Regions from separate parts of the Homo sapiens genome. Here region 1 is linked to region 2. A link is an interaction called in ENCODE POLR2A ChIA-PET data of the cell type or tissue named here. Cell type or tissue: MCF 10A. All regions are shown on one strand. Links, peaks and the distances in the headings refer to the core of each region. The heading gives the core; the rest is flanking DNA.

Evidence for each region. Peaks named below come from ENCODE experiments on the same cell type or tissue, not always from the same donor. Only the 100,000 strongest peaks of a DNase experiment are listed, where the experiment ranks them.
Region 1: POLR2A ChIA-PET joins it to region 2 with 5 read pairs; 10 of 35 experiments call an interaction of 5 or more read pairs at or near these places.

The regions. Positions count from the first base shown.
Region 1 is chr14:34,645,436-34,652,269 of GRCh38, reverse strand. No RefSeq gene overlaps it. Among named protein-coding and RNA genes, the nearest start is that of SNX6, 19 kb to the right of the region's middle. RefSeq lists a silencer at 208-426 and an enhancer at 2,766-3,604. In MCF 10A, for the core only: no CTCF peak of the experiment used is centred there; DNase peaks (open chromatin) are centred at 1,229 and 2,739.
Region 2 is chr14:34,696,928-34,703,761 of GRCh38, reverse strand. LOC107984628 (a long non-coding RNA gene) reads left to right here and starts at 2,422. Exons shown (of 3, transcript XR_001750947.2): 1 at 2,422-3,839. In MCF 10A, for the core only: no CTCF peak of the experiment used is centred there; a DNase peak (open chromatin) is centred at 3,441.

The sequences.
Region 1 (6,834 bases), core at 965-4,964, 51 kb after region 2:
GAACCCAATGGGGAGGGTCCTGCAGGCAGACGGCGGTTGGAGTACTATAGATGACTAAGTAGGGTCTAGTCCATTGAGGTTGTAGGGTTTGAGGGGTCAGACTCTTAACAAGAACTGATCGTCCAGCTAGGGTGTCTTCTTATGGCTAGGAATTTGGAATAGGCAAGAGAAGATTAGCAGCCTGGTGAATTTCCTGTCTAGCTTACTGGAGGACTGGAAGATAGCCGCCTAGAGGGCCGGTGTCTGGGACGAGGCTGGGGCCGAGTAAGAAAGTGCATCCAGGCCAGGCGTGGTGGCTCACGCCTGTAATCCCAGCACTTTGGGAGGCCAAGGTGGGCGGATCATGAGGTCAGGAGATCGAGACCATCCTGGCTAACACAGTGAAACCCCGTCTCTACTAAAAATACAAAAAATTAGCCAGGCATGGTGGCGGGCGCCTGTAGTCCCAGCTTCTTAGGAGGCTGAGGCAGGAGAATGGCGTGAACCTGGGAGGCAGAGGTTGCAGTGAGCCGAGATCATGCCACTGCACTCCAGCCTGGGTGACAGAGCGAGACTCGGTCTCAAAAAAAAAAAAAAAAAAAATGCATCCATATAAAAGTCTAAATGGACTGTACACTGTAGCATCTCAAGGACAGGCTCTAATTCTGAGAAGGGCAATAGGTAAAAGTACTGTCCAGTCATTTTTAAGTTGGAGGCTGAGCTTGGTGAGGTGTGTCTTTAAAAGACCACAGTGGCTTAACACAATAATTTTTTTTTCTCCTTCATTTCACAGTCCAGTGTACTCAGCAAGGGAGCTCTGCTCTACCTGGTCATTCAGCAACACAGGCTCCTTCTACTCTTTGGCTTCCCCTATCTCTTTGGCTTCCTCATTCTCTGCATTCAGCTGGCAGATATGGAGAGATGGAGTGTCTAGGATCACTGTGGTCAGCAGAATAATGGCCTCTAAAGATGTCCACATCTTAATCTCTGGAATCTGTGATTGTTATCTTTATTGCAAAAGATACTTTGTAGCTGTGATTAAATTAAGGGACTTAAAATGGGGAGATTATCCTGGATTATCTGGATGAGCCCTAAATATAATGACCTTATAAGAGCGAGGCAAGAAAGTCAAGGATAAAGAAGTAAGGAGATATGAAGATTGAAAACACTGGAGTGATGCAAGGAATGAGTCACAAGCCAAGGAATGCAGAAGGCCTCCAGAGGCCAGAAAAAGCAAGAATTCCCCACTAGAGCTTCAGAAGGAAGCAGCCCTGCCAACAACACTCTGACTTGAGCCCTGTGAAGCTCATTTCAGACTTCCGGCCTCCAGAAGTAAGAGAATAAATTTATGTTGTGTTAAGCAACTAAGGTTATGCTAAGTTGTTACGGATGTGCACACATCATTTTCAATCATGTTCCATTGAACTTAGTCACACAGCTACTCCTATCTGTATGGGAGCCAGGGAATATAGTCTCTCTACGTGGCCAGGAAAAAAAAAGAAAGAAGGTTGGGGCCAGTCACCCCCACATCCCTTTATGGAGGCTTCCAGATCATGGATCCTGTCACGCGCATCCCGGTGAAGAGAGTCCACCAACAGGCTTTGTGTGAGCAACAAGGCTGTTTATTTCTCCTGGGTGCAGGCGGGCTGAGTTTGAAAAGGGAGTCAGCAAAGGGTGGTGGGATTATCATTAGTTCTTACAGGTTTTGGGATAGGTGGTGGAGTTAGGAGCAATGTTTTGCGGGCAGGGGGTGAATCTCACAAAGTACATTCTCAAGGGTGGGGAGAATTACAAAGAATCTTCTTAAGGGTGGGGGAGATTACAAAGTACATTGATCATTTAAGGTGGGGCAGAAACAAATCACAATGGTGGAATGTCATCAGTTAAGGCTATTTTCACCTCTTTTGTGGATCTTCAGTTGCTTCAGGCCATGTGGATGTATAAGTGCAGGTCACTGGGGATATGATGGCTTAACTTGGGCTCAGAGGCCTGACAGATCCCACCAGCCAGACTGACCATCTTTCAGCTTCTCAAGAACACCACACTCCTGTCTCGCACCAGACCTTTATAACTACTGCAGTCTCAGCCTTTTAATGAGTTCTGTGGCAGGTGATGGTGGTTTTCACTGGAATTTCTGAAAGCCTTCCACACCACGTTTATACCATTCAATTAAATGCAAGAGGGGGAAAGAGGTTTTTTTTGTTTTTTTTTTGAGATAGAGTCTCACTCTGTTGCCCAGGCTGGAGTGCAGTGGCACAATCTTGGCTCACTGCAACCTCTACCTACCAGATTTCAAGTGATTCTCCTGCTTCAGTCTCCCAGGTAGCTGGGATTACAGGCATGTGCCACCACACCCAGCTAATTTTTGTATTTTTAGTAGAGACAGGGTTTTACCATGTTGGCCAGGCTGGTCTCGAACTCCTGGCTTCAAGTGGTCCACCTACCTCGGCCTCCCAAAGTGCTGGGATTACAGGCGTGAGCCACCTTGCCCAGCCGAGATATTTTTAATAATTTAGAATTTATCGCATGCTGTCAGTATGCTTTTAAAATGAGAATACACATGTTCTATCTGACTTTCCTTTTTAGAAACTGCAAAACAAGGAAATTGTGTAGATAGCAAGGTCAGAGAAGTGACTGAAAAATGTGGCTGTAGAATATAAAAGAGTAAGTAATTCAATACATTCTCTGAGTCATAAAGTAGAAGTAGAAAGAAACCTCAAGAGGTCATTTGGTTGAACTCTCTGCTTCTGAGAAGCCCTAGACTGAAATCATCCCAGATGAAGCTGGTGAAGGGAGCTGGTGGGAATTGGGGAGAGGAGGAGACAGGAAGAGGGCCAGGAATTGTGATCTATTCTAAGATCTCTAGGCATGGAGATGAGAAAAGACCTTTTCAAAGTTTTGTCTCAGTCCTCAGAAAATCTCTACATAGCTGAATACTCAATACTAATATTGGCTGGGAACTTTACATATGGAAGACCTTCTGGCATCCAACTCGGCTATCTTCTAATTTTGAGGAAGGGCTGAGGGTTGGGAAACTTCTGGGCCTCAGTCACACCCCAGGGAAAGCTAAATCTCAAGATCTCCCCCTACCTCAAGATCAGCCCTGACTGGGCTGAACTGCCAGATTAGAAAAGGGGCAGCCCTCCTGTCAAGTCATCTCTGCGTCCTAAAATGGGAAACAGGGCAAGAACCTCCCCTTACCATCAGCAGTTGCTTCAAAGCCTCTGATGCCCCAATTCCCTCCAAACCTAAAGAAATCAAGATCCTTGCGTCTGTCATTCCCTCCTCCTATCTCTCCCACTTTTCCTTTTTCTCCCCACCTAACTTTGTCTCCTCCTCCGCTCTAGACTATGGAAAAGTCTTACGAGCAGGCAGGAATATCTTGTTTACATAGTCAGAAGCTTGATATTCTTTTTTTTTTCTTTTGAGATGGAATCTTGCTCTGTCGCCCAGGCTGGAGTGCAGTGGCGCAATCTTGGCTCACTGCAAGCTCTGCCTCCCGGGTTCACGCCATTCTTCTGCCTCAGCCTCCGGAGTAGCTAGGTGGGACTACAGGCGCCCGCCACAACGCGCGGCTAATTTTTTTTTTTTTTTTTTTTTTAAGTAGAAACAGGGTTTCACCGTGTTAGCCAGGATGGTCTTGATCTCCTGACCTCGCGATCCGCCCACCTCGGCCTCCCAAAGTCCTGGGATTACAGGCATGAGCCACCGCGCCCGGCCATTTAGGCACTTGATATTCTAACTAGAAGACCCAAATGTCCTTCAAAAAAGGGCGGGTGACTGCTCTCTCTTGTCATGGGGCAATAAATCTCTAGGCTTTCAGTCCAGAGATGGGAAGCTAGCAAACAAAATTTAAGGAAGTATTTAGATTCATTGTTTTAATATTTACAAATACAAGTCCTGTTTCAGTAACAAGTGGCAAATCCAGAACTCAAATGCAGTTTGTCTGACTTAAGTCTGCACTTTTTTTTTTTTTTTTTTTTGAGACAGAGTCTCGCTCTTTCGCCCAGGCCGGAGTGCAGTGGCGCGATCTCGGCTCACTGCAAGCTCCACCTCCCGGGTTCACACCATTCTCCTGCCTCAGGCTCCCGACTAGCTGGGACTACAGGCGCCCGCCACCGTGCCACGCTCATTTTTTGTATTTGTAATAGAGACAGGGTTTCACCGTGTTAGCCAGGATGGTCTCGATTTCCTGACCTCGTGATCCGCCCGCCTCGGCCTCCCAAAGTGCTGGGATTACAGGCGTGAGCCACCGCGCCCGGCCTTAAGTCTGCACTTGAAAAAGTCATTCTTTAACTTTTCTGCTCAAGGTCAGTTTTGCTTTATATCCCCCAGCTTTTTACTTCTTTTGTTGTTGTTGTTGTTGTTTTTGAGATAGGGTCTTGCTCTGTTCCTCAGGTTGGAGTGCAATGGGGTGATCTCAGCTCACTACAACCTCTGCCTCCCGGGCTCAAGCGATTCTCCCACCCTCTCAGCCTCCTGAGTAGCTGGGACCACAGGTGCGTGCAAGCCCCATCTAATTCTTTGTATTTTTTGTAGAGGAAGGGTCTCACCATGTTGCTCAGACTGATCTCAAACTCCTGGGCTCTAGCAATCTACCCACTTCAGTCTCCCAAAGTGCTGGAATTATAGGCATGAGCCACTGTGACTGGCCAATTCCATTTTACTGCAATTCAATTAAAACTATTGTTGGGGTAGGCTGGGCGTGGTGGCTCACACCTATAATCCCAGCATTTTGGGAGGCCGAGGCGGGCGGATCACGAGGTCAGGAGATCGAGGCCATCCTGGCTAACACGGTGAAGCCCCGTCTCTATTAAAAAATAGAAAAAATTAGCTGGGTGTGGTGGTGGGCACCTGTAGTCCCAGCTCCTTGGGAGGCTGAGTCGGGAGAATGGCGTGAACCTGGGAGGCGAGCTTGCAGTGAGCCGAGATCGCGCCACTGCACTCCAGTCTGGGCGACAGAGCAAGACTCCGTCTCAAAAAAAAAAAAAAAAAACTATTGTTGGGGGTGTTGGGGGTCCATTAAGGACTTCTTACTATACTACTGCTATGGTGGAGTTATTCCTGCCCTTAAGGAGATTTAAATTATTTGGGATTTCTGCTGACCCTGATTTCCTGCATTATCCCTACCTTCAACTTTGAACTTCTTTTCTTTGTAAGTGAACGTCCTTGAATCAGCTTAATTTGTCATCTGTTTAAGCCATGATCGATAGAAAGGATCTCCTTGAACTCATGTGGCAGGTGGCAGGTGGCTAGCTGAGGCATGTGCCCCTTCCAGAGTTCAGGGTTATTGCTGCCCAGATCAGGGGTTACAGTTCCCACACCCACTGCCTCAGGATGGGCCACAGGACCTATCTGGGCAGAAGTGATGTTCCTGCTGCCAGGCTTTGGCCCGCAAGACTGTCCGTTTGATCCTGGTGCTCTCTCTGCCCTCACTCAACAGCATCTGCAGCTCTATGGCAAGCATTCTGAATCCTTTTGTGCTGTAGATGCCTGAATCCCTTCTCAGAATAATGCTTGTTTAAAAATAGGCTTTTTAGGGCAGGCACAGTGGCTCACGCTTGTAATACCTGCACTTTGGCAGGCCGAGGCAGGAGGATCACTTGAGGCCAGGAGTTCGAGACCAGCCTGACCAAAATGGTGAAACTCCGTCTCAACTAAAAATACAAAAATCAGCCAGACGTGGTGGCAGGCACCTGTAATCCCAGCTACTCGGGAGGCCAAGGCAGGAGAATCGCTTGAACCCAGGAGGCGGAGGTTACAGTAAGGCGAGATCGTGCCACTGCACTCCAGCCTGGGTGACAGAGTGAGACCCTGTCTCAAAAAAAATAAAATAAATAAAATAAAAATAAGCTTTTTATTTTGCAATAATTTTAGATTTACAAACAAGTTGCAAAGATAGTAAGTACAGTTTCCACATGCTCCTCACTCAGTTTCAGTTTCCCCTAAAGTGGTCATCTTACAATACTGTGGCACATTTCCTGAAAGTAAGAGACTAACATTGGTACATTATTATTAACTAGATGCCAGACTGCCACTAGTTTTTCCACCAATGTCCTTTTTCTGTTCCGGGATCTAATCCAAGAAACCACATTGTATTTAGTTGTCTCCTCTGGTCTGTGGTAGTGTCTCAATCTTCCCTTTTTTTCATGACTTTGACAGTTTTGAGGAGTATTGGTCAGGTATTTTGCAGGATTCCAGAAAAATGATTAAGTGCATAAACTAGGGTTATAAAAGAAGGAAATCATATGAAAATATAGGTATTAAAGTTCTTTCATACCAGCCTAAGCAACATAGTGAGACCCTGTCTCCACAGACAATTTTAAAAGGCCAGGCACAGTGTCTCACGCCTGTAATCCCAACCCTTTGGGAGGCCAAGGAGGGAGGATTTATTGAGCCCAGAAAATAGAGACCAGCCTGAGCAACACAGGGAGAACCATCTCTACAAAAAATTTAAAAATTAGGCCAGGCACGGTGGCTCACACCTGTAATCGCAGCACTTTGGGAGACTGAGGCGGGTGGATCACAAGGTCAAGAGTTCGAGACCAGCCTGGCCAACATGGTGAAACCCCTTCTCTACTAAAAATACAAAAATTAGCCAGGCACGGCGGCACATACTTATAGTTCCAGCTACTTGGGAGGCTGAGGCAGGAGGATTGCTTGAACCTGGGAGGTGGAGGTTGCAGTGAGCCAAGATTGTGCCACTGCACTCCAACCTGGGCGACAAAGTGAGACTCCACCTCAAAACAAACAAACAAACAAACAAAAAGAAAGTGAAACAGCCTTATTGTTGATATAGAGAAAGTTTTAGTGGTCTGGATAGAAGATCAAACCAGCCATAATATTATCTTTAAG
Region 2 (6,834 bases), core at 1,255-5,254:
GCGGACGTTGCAGTTAGCCGAGATCACGCCACTGCACTCCAGCCTGGGCAATAGAGCAAGACTCTGTCTCAAAAAAAAAAAAAAAAAAAAAAAAAGATTTAAAAATGTACCTGGGGACCAGGCACAGTGGCTCATGCTTGTAATCCCAGCATTTTGGGAGGCCAAGGCAGGCGGATCACTTGAGGCTAGGAGTTTGAGACCAGCCTGACCAACATGGCGAAACCCCATCTCTACTAAAAATACAAAAATTAGCCAGGCACAGTGGTGCTCACCTGTAATCCTAGCTACTCGGGAGGCTGAGGTACAAGAATCGCTGGAACCCGGGAGGCAGAAGGTTGCCATGAGCCTTGATGGCGCCACTGCACTCCACCCTGGGCAACAGAGTGAGACTGTCTTAAAAAAAAAAAAATTAAATAGCAAAAGAAGTACCTGGGTTTCTTTTTTTTAGGCTTAAAAGGAAAACAAAATTGTTGATTAATAATTTTAAAAAATACTATTATATATTGAGTCATGTGTCTACTTTCAATATTTGCCATAATAGAATTATTTATTATTAGGAAGTTGACTGCAAAACTTCTCTCATTATTATTATTATTATTTTTTTGAGATGGAGTCTAACTCTGTCCCCCTGGCTGGAGAACAGTGGCACCATCTCAGCTCACTGCAACCTCCGCCCTCTGGGTTTCAGCGATTCTTCTGCCTCAGCCTCCCGAGTAGCTGGGATTACAGGTGTCCACCACTATGCCCAGCTAAATTTTTGTATTTTTAGTAGAGATGGGGTTTCACCATGTTGGCCAGGCTTGTCTCGAACTCCTGACTTCATGATTTGCCCGCCTCAGCCTCCCAAAGTGCTCAGATTACAGGCATGAGCCACCGCGCCCAGCATTTTTTTTTTTTTTTTTTTTTTTCTGAGACGGAGTCTCACTCTGTGACCCAGGCTGCTGGAGTAAAATAGTGTGATCTCGGTTCACTGCAACCTTCGCTTCCAAGGGCTCAGACAATTCTCCCACCTCAACCTCCCGAGTAGGTGGGACTACAGGCACGCACCACCACGCCTGCCTAATTTTTGTGTATTTTGGTAGAGACAGGGTTTCACCATATTGGCCAAGCTGGTCTCGAACTCCTGACCTCAAGCAATCCACCTACCTGGGGCTCCCAAAGTGCTGGGATTACAGGCATGAGCCACCACACCCGGCCATCTCATTATTATTATTATTATTAATTATTATTATTATTATTTTGAGATGGAGCCTTGCTGGAGTGCAGTCGCATGATCTCAGCTCACTGCCACCTCCACCTCCCAGGTTCACGTGATTCTCCTGCCTCGGCCTTCCTGAGTAGCTGGGATTACAGGCGCGCACCACCATGCCCAGCTAATTTTTTGTATTTTTTAGTAGAGACGGGGTTTCACTATGTCAGCCAGGCTGGTTTCAAACTCCTGACCTCAAGTGATCCACCAACTGAGCTCGGCCTCCCAAAGTGCTGGGATTACAGGCATAAGCCACGGCGCTTGGCCCTCTCCTTATTTTTTTGACTTCAAAGCAGATCCTGTTTATTTTTATTTTGAAAGCATTTAAATACTTCATTGTTTTGTTTTTATCTACCTGCTAGAGAAAAATGTTTTGTTTTATATTATATTTATCACAGTATAGCAGTTCTTAAGAAATACCATGTGACTGATTTAGATAGGTGTCATGCTCTGGCTGTGAAAAAAAATGTTTTGGGATTAATGCAAGTGTCATTCAGTAACATTGCCACAACAAACAAAAAAGCTTCCTGTTCTGAGCTGGATGTTTTCTTTCTTTCTGATTTCCTCTTTGCAATATATTAAATAAGTAAATAGAATTCTAGAAAATGGGCCGGGCGTGGTGTCTTACACCTGTAATCCCAGCACTTTGGAAGGCCAAGGCAGGCAGATCACCTGAGGCCAGGAGTTCGAGACCAGCCTGGCCAACATGGTGAAACCCCGTCTCTACTAAAAATACAAAACTTAGCCAGGCGTGGTGGTGAACGCCTGTAATCCCAGCTACTCAAGAGGCTGAGGTGGGAGAATCGCTTGAACCCAGGAGGCAGAGGTTGCATTGAGCCGAGATTGCACCATTGCACTCCAGCCTGGGCGACAGAGAGAGACTCTGTCTCAAAAAAAGAAAAAAAGAAAAAAGAAAATGACCCTTGGGTTAAAAACACAGCCTAGGCCGGGCGCGGTGGCTCACGCCTGTAATCCCAGCACTTTGGGAGGCCGAGGCAGACAGATCTACTAAAAAATACAAAAAATTAGCTGGGCGTGATGGCGGGTGCCTGTAGTCCCAGCTACTCAGGAGGCTGAGGCAGGAGAATGGGGTGAACCCGGGAGGTGGAGCTTGCAGTGAGCTGAGATCATGCCAGTGCACTCCAGCGTGGGTGACAGAGTGAGACTCCATCTCAAAAAAAAAAAAAAATTATATTCTCATAAGAACATCCTAAAAATGGGCTAACTGATATGATTACTATCATTAAGTAATATGAATGATATTCTTCTGGCTAACTCTCAGAAAATTGTATTTATTTTTATTTCAAAAATAACATGTTTTATAGAGAACCTCTGCAAAATATAGAAAAGAACAAATAAGAAAGCTAAATCATGAGTTAGCTTTAAACACTACAAATTACTTGTGTTAAGCTATTATGACTAATAGGAAGATTCCTGTAGTTAAAACTGGTTTTAAGTTATCAATATATGCTGGTAAGAGGGAAACTTTACTCAAATATTGTTTGTGCAGATTCCTTGGTATTTTTCATCCCAGAAAGAACTGTTGTGGCTCTAGTCACAACAGATTTGAATCTTGAAAATTATGCATTGCACCTACCTAAGTGCTCGCTGCATGACTTAGTGCCATCTACCATTAAGATCTGAAACCACAAAATTTTCTTCTGTTTATTGTGCCATTGGGAATTGATAATAGACATTTTTGTTTTTTGTTACACTGGGAATTGATAATAGACATGATTTTTACTGTTCCCCAAAGGAATTATTTTACAAAATAAATAGTTTCCAATATATCAGGATTCTACTTTTCCCCTTGTATTTGTATGATAAAGTTTAATAGTTGCTAGTTCCTGGTGCACAGTGTAAATAATCCATCCTCTAATCTACTTTGTCCCTTTCATATAAAGATGTAAGATAAAACATAATGTATACATTTTGCACTAAGCCAGAAGCACTCAATCTATATTTGATGAAAAAGTGATATTTACTAATTTGGCTCAAATTATGCAGATCATACATTGACTAATTAGCTCGTGGATATTTAGTCTTCATTTAACTAAGAGAGAGTTTGCATTTTGTTTGCTATTCCAGCAAAGTCTGGTAATCCTTGTGATTAAAGAAACATGATTTATGTTTGCTGTGGAGAAACATGATCATCCTGGCTACTATGAATCACTCTGGAAACATCCCATCTGTTTCCCAATTACTCAGCTCAGACCATTAGATCAAATTCAGTTCAGTTCAACAAACACGAAGCACCTTTCTTAGGCTCAAAAAGCTTTCCATGATATAGGGAAGGCAAGCAAGCACATAAACAAATAATTATGATGTAATACAATGTGATAAATACAACCATATGTTACTACTAGATTTAGAAGAGGGAGTGCTTAACTTTGGAGTTGAAATGGGCTTGGAGAAGGCCTTCCAGAAGTAATGTTTGAGCTGGGTTGTAAAGGATGATAGAGTTCACCAGAAATCTGTATGAAAGGATTGTCCTAGAGAAAAAAAAAAACCGCAGATGCCTTGCAAATGTTTCATTACAGCTGCTATTGAGTCAAGCGTGAGGCACTGTGATGAGAGAAGTGCAGGAGAGGTGGGTATGAGCTAGATCATTGAGGGCATTGGATACCATGTGAAATTTTGTGCTAAGGAGCTGGTGCAGGGTTTTAAGCAAAGGAGTGGTATGATCTTTCTGAAACACAAACCTGATTGTTTTATGACCATGATAAGAATATGTGTAAGGAGAAAGAAATTGGAGGCGATTAAGATGCCTAAATCAAGGCAGTGGCAAATACATTTGGGGTAGGTGGATTTGAGAGGTATGTAGGAGAAATGACAGGACTTGATTAATTTCAAAATTAAATGAAAGAATGCAGAGCTTTAATAATTATTTGGAAAATATTGACTATATTTTTAGTATTGTAGACATTTAGGATCATTTAAGCTTCAGAATTGGCTCAGGAAATTTATAAATGTGGAAAGAAAAATATATTAAAAACATTTTTTTTTTTTTGAGATGGAGTCTCGCTCTTTTGCCCAGGCTGGACTGCAGTGGTGCTATCTCGGCTTACTGCAAGCTCCACCTCCCGGGTTCATGCTATTCTCCTGCCTCAGCCTCCTGAGTAGCTGGGATTACAGGCGCCCGCCACCGCACCCGGCTAATTTTTTGTATTTTTAGTAGAGACGGGGTTTCACCGTGTTAGCCAAGATGGTCTCGATCTCCTGACCTCATGATCCACCCGCCTCGGCCTCCCAAAGTGCTGGGATTACAGGCGTGAGCCACCATGCCCGGCATTAAAAACATTTTTAATGAAGATAACATTTTGATAGCATGAAATAAATCATTGACTAGGAAAATCATGTGTCGTATCTGAATTTAGATTTGTAAGCCGCTTTGCAGCAACATGTAACAATGGTTTCAATAGATAAGAAATTTTTAAAACTACCATAACTATAGCATCTTTGAAATGGAATATCCTATAGTTTAAAAAGTCATGGTTATATTTTCTGTTATTCTATGCTTTTGCTTTTACTGTAAAACTTGTCTGTCCACATATAAGCCATGGCCAAATTCCTCTATCAAATTTTTTTATGCATTTTTAATATCATGGAGATTAATACAGATTCTACATTGAGATGAATACTAAATTTAACTAGCATATTGTCAGCATTTCCCCATCTGGTGGAATTTTCAGAAACTTGATTTTTTTTTTTTTTTTTTTGAGACGGAGTCTTGCTCTGTCACCCAGGCTGGAGTGCAGTGTCCTGCTCTTGGCTCACTGCGACCTCCATCTCCCAGATGCAAGTGATTCTCCTCCCTCAGCCTTCCAAGTAGGTGAGATTACAGGCATCCACCATGATGCCCAGCTAATTTTTGTATTTTTAGTAGAGACGGGGTTTCACCATATTGACCAGGCTGGTCTCGAACTCTGACCTCAAGTAATCCACCTGCCTTGGCCTCCCAAAGTGCTGAGATTACAGGCACAAGCCGCCACACCCAGCCCCTGTATCAAATATTTTAGAAAGAAATTAATTTAGCAATGTTCTTTTATCACACAATCTGCTCGTTAGAGAAAACCTGGCCTACTCTTCGCTGGTGATAGAAAATGGAATTTTCAGGTCATTTAAAAGATCACGTTCTATTAAAGATGATTTTTAATCCTCACTAGTAAATACAAGCTATTTATAAACACAATGTTTACAACACAATGTTTATAAATACACAATTCCTTTCGCAAGTACCATCCAGAATCAAAGATTCCTCTTTTTTACCTCCTTGTAATTAACCATATTGTTTTTTCATCTTGCTTTTATGATAAATAAGTTCACTTTTCTGAGAGGCCTTGCACTCATCAGGAACCATTTATTGAGTGTCTATTTGTAGAACACTGTCCTGGTCATCCTGAGAAATAAACTTCTCAAGGGCACTTTTATAATCCAGTTGCAGAGACAAAATAGACCTGTAAACTAATAAGTATACAGTGATAAGCAATTGAATAAGCAGTAACGGAATGCAAGAAAAAAAACGGATCCAAAAGAGAAAAGATTTTCTAGAAGTGAGTTTTATTTTATTATTTATTTATTTTTTGAAACAGGGTCTTGCTCTGTCACTCAGGCCAGAGTGTAGTTGTGCCATCACAGCTCACTGCAACCTAAAACTGGGATCAAGTGATCCTCCCACCTCAGCCTCCTGAGTAGCTAGGACTATAAGTCCACCACTATGCCTGGCTAATTTTATATTTTATTTTTTTAGAGATGGGGTCTCACTTTGTTGCCCAGGCTGGTCTTGAACTCCTGGGCTCAAGCAATCCTCCTACCTCAGCCTCCCAAAGTGCTGGGATTATAGGCATGAGCCACCGCACCCAGCCTAGAAGTGAGTGTTAAACAGCACTTAGAGGAAATAAATGGCATTTCTCTTCAAATATCGAGTATTTATTTATTTACTTATTTATTTATTGAGACAGAGTCTCACTCTGTCCCCCAGGCTGGAGTGCAGTGGCTACATCTTGGTTCATTGCAAACTCTGTCCCCCAGGTTCAAGCGATTCTCATGCCTCACCGTCCCAAGTAGCTGGGACCACAGGCGTGCACCACCACGCCCAGCTGATTTTTGTATTTTTAGTAGAGACAGAGTTTTGCCATGTTGGCCAGGCTGGTCTTGAACTCCTGGCCTCAAGTGATCCACCCACCTTGGCCTCCCAAAGAGCTGGCATTACAGGCATGAGCCACTGAGCCCAGCCTAGAATTGTTATTTGAAATGTTCCAACAGGCTTTCTTCACTAAGAATCTCCTTAATATCAAGAACAAAAAGGGCCTTTTTATCACCACTTCCATTAAATCATTTGGGAGAAGGCCTAGGGCCAAAGTAAAAACCAACTGGGAGCTCTGTGTTCCACATGGGTATTGTCATGGAGGCATGAGTTTCTACAGGCCTTCCTAACCTTTTTCCAAAGATTCTTTGGGCATCTGGTAAAGACTACGAACTCCTCTTCAGAGTAATGTTTTTGAATAATATACATTTTTTACATTAAAAATAGTGTTGCTTAGTGCAACACTATTCTCCAGCGTTGGTGACAGAGTGAGACCCCT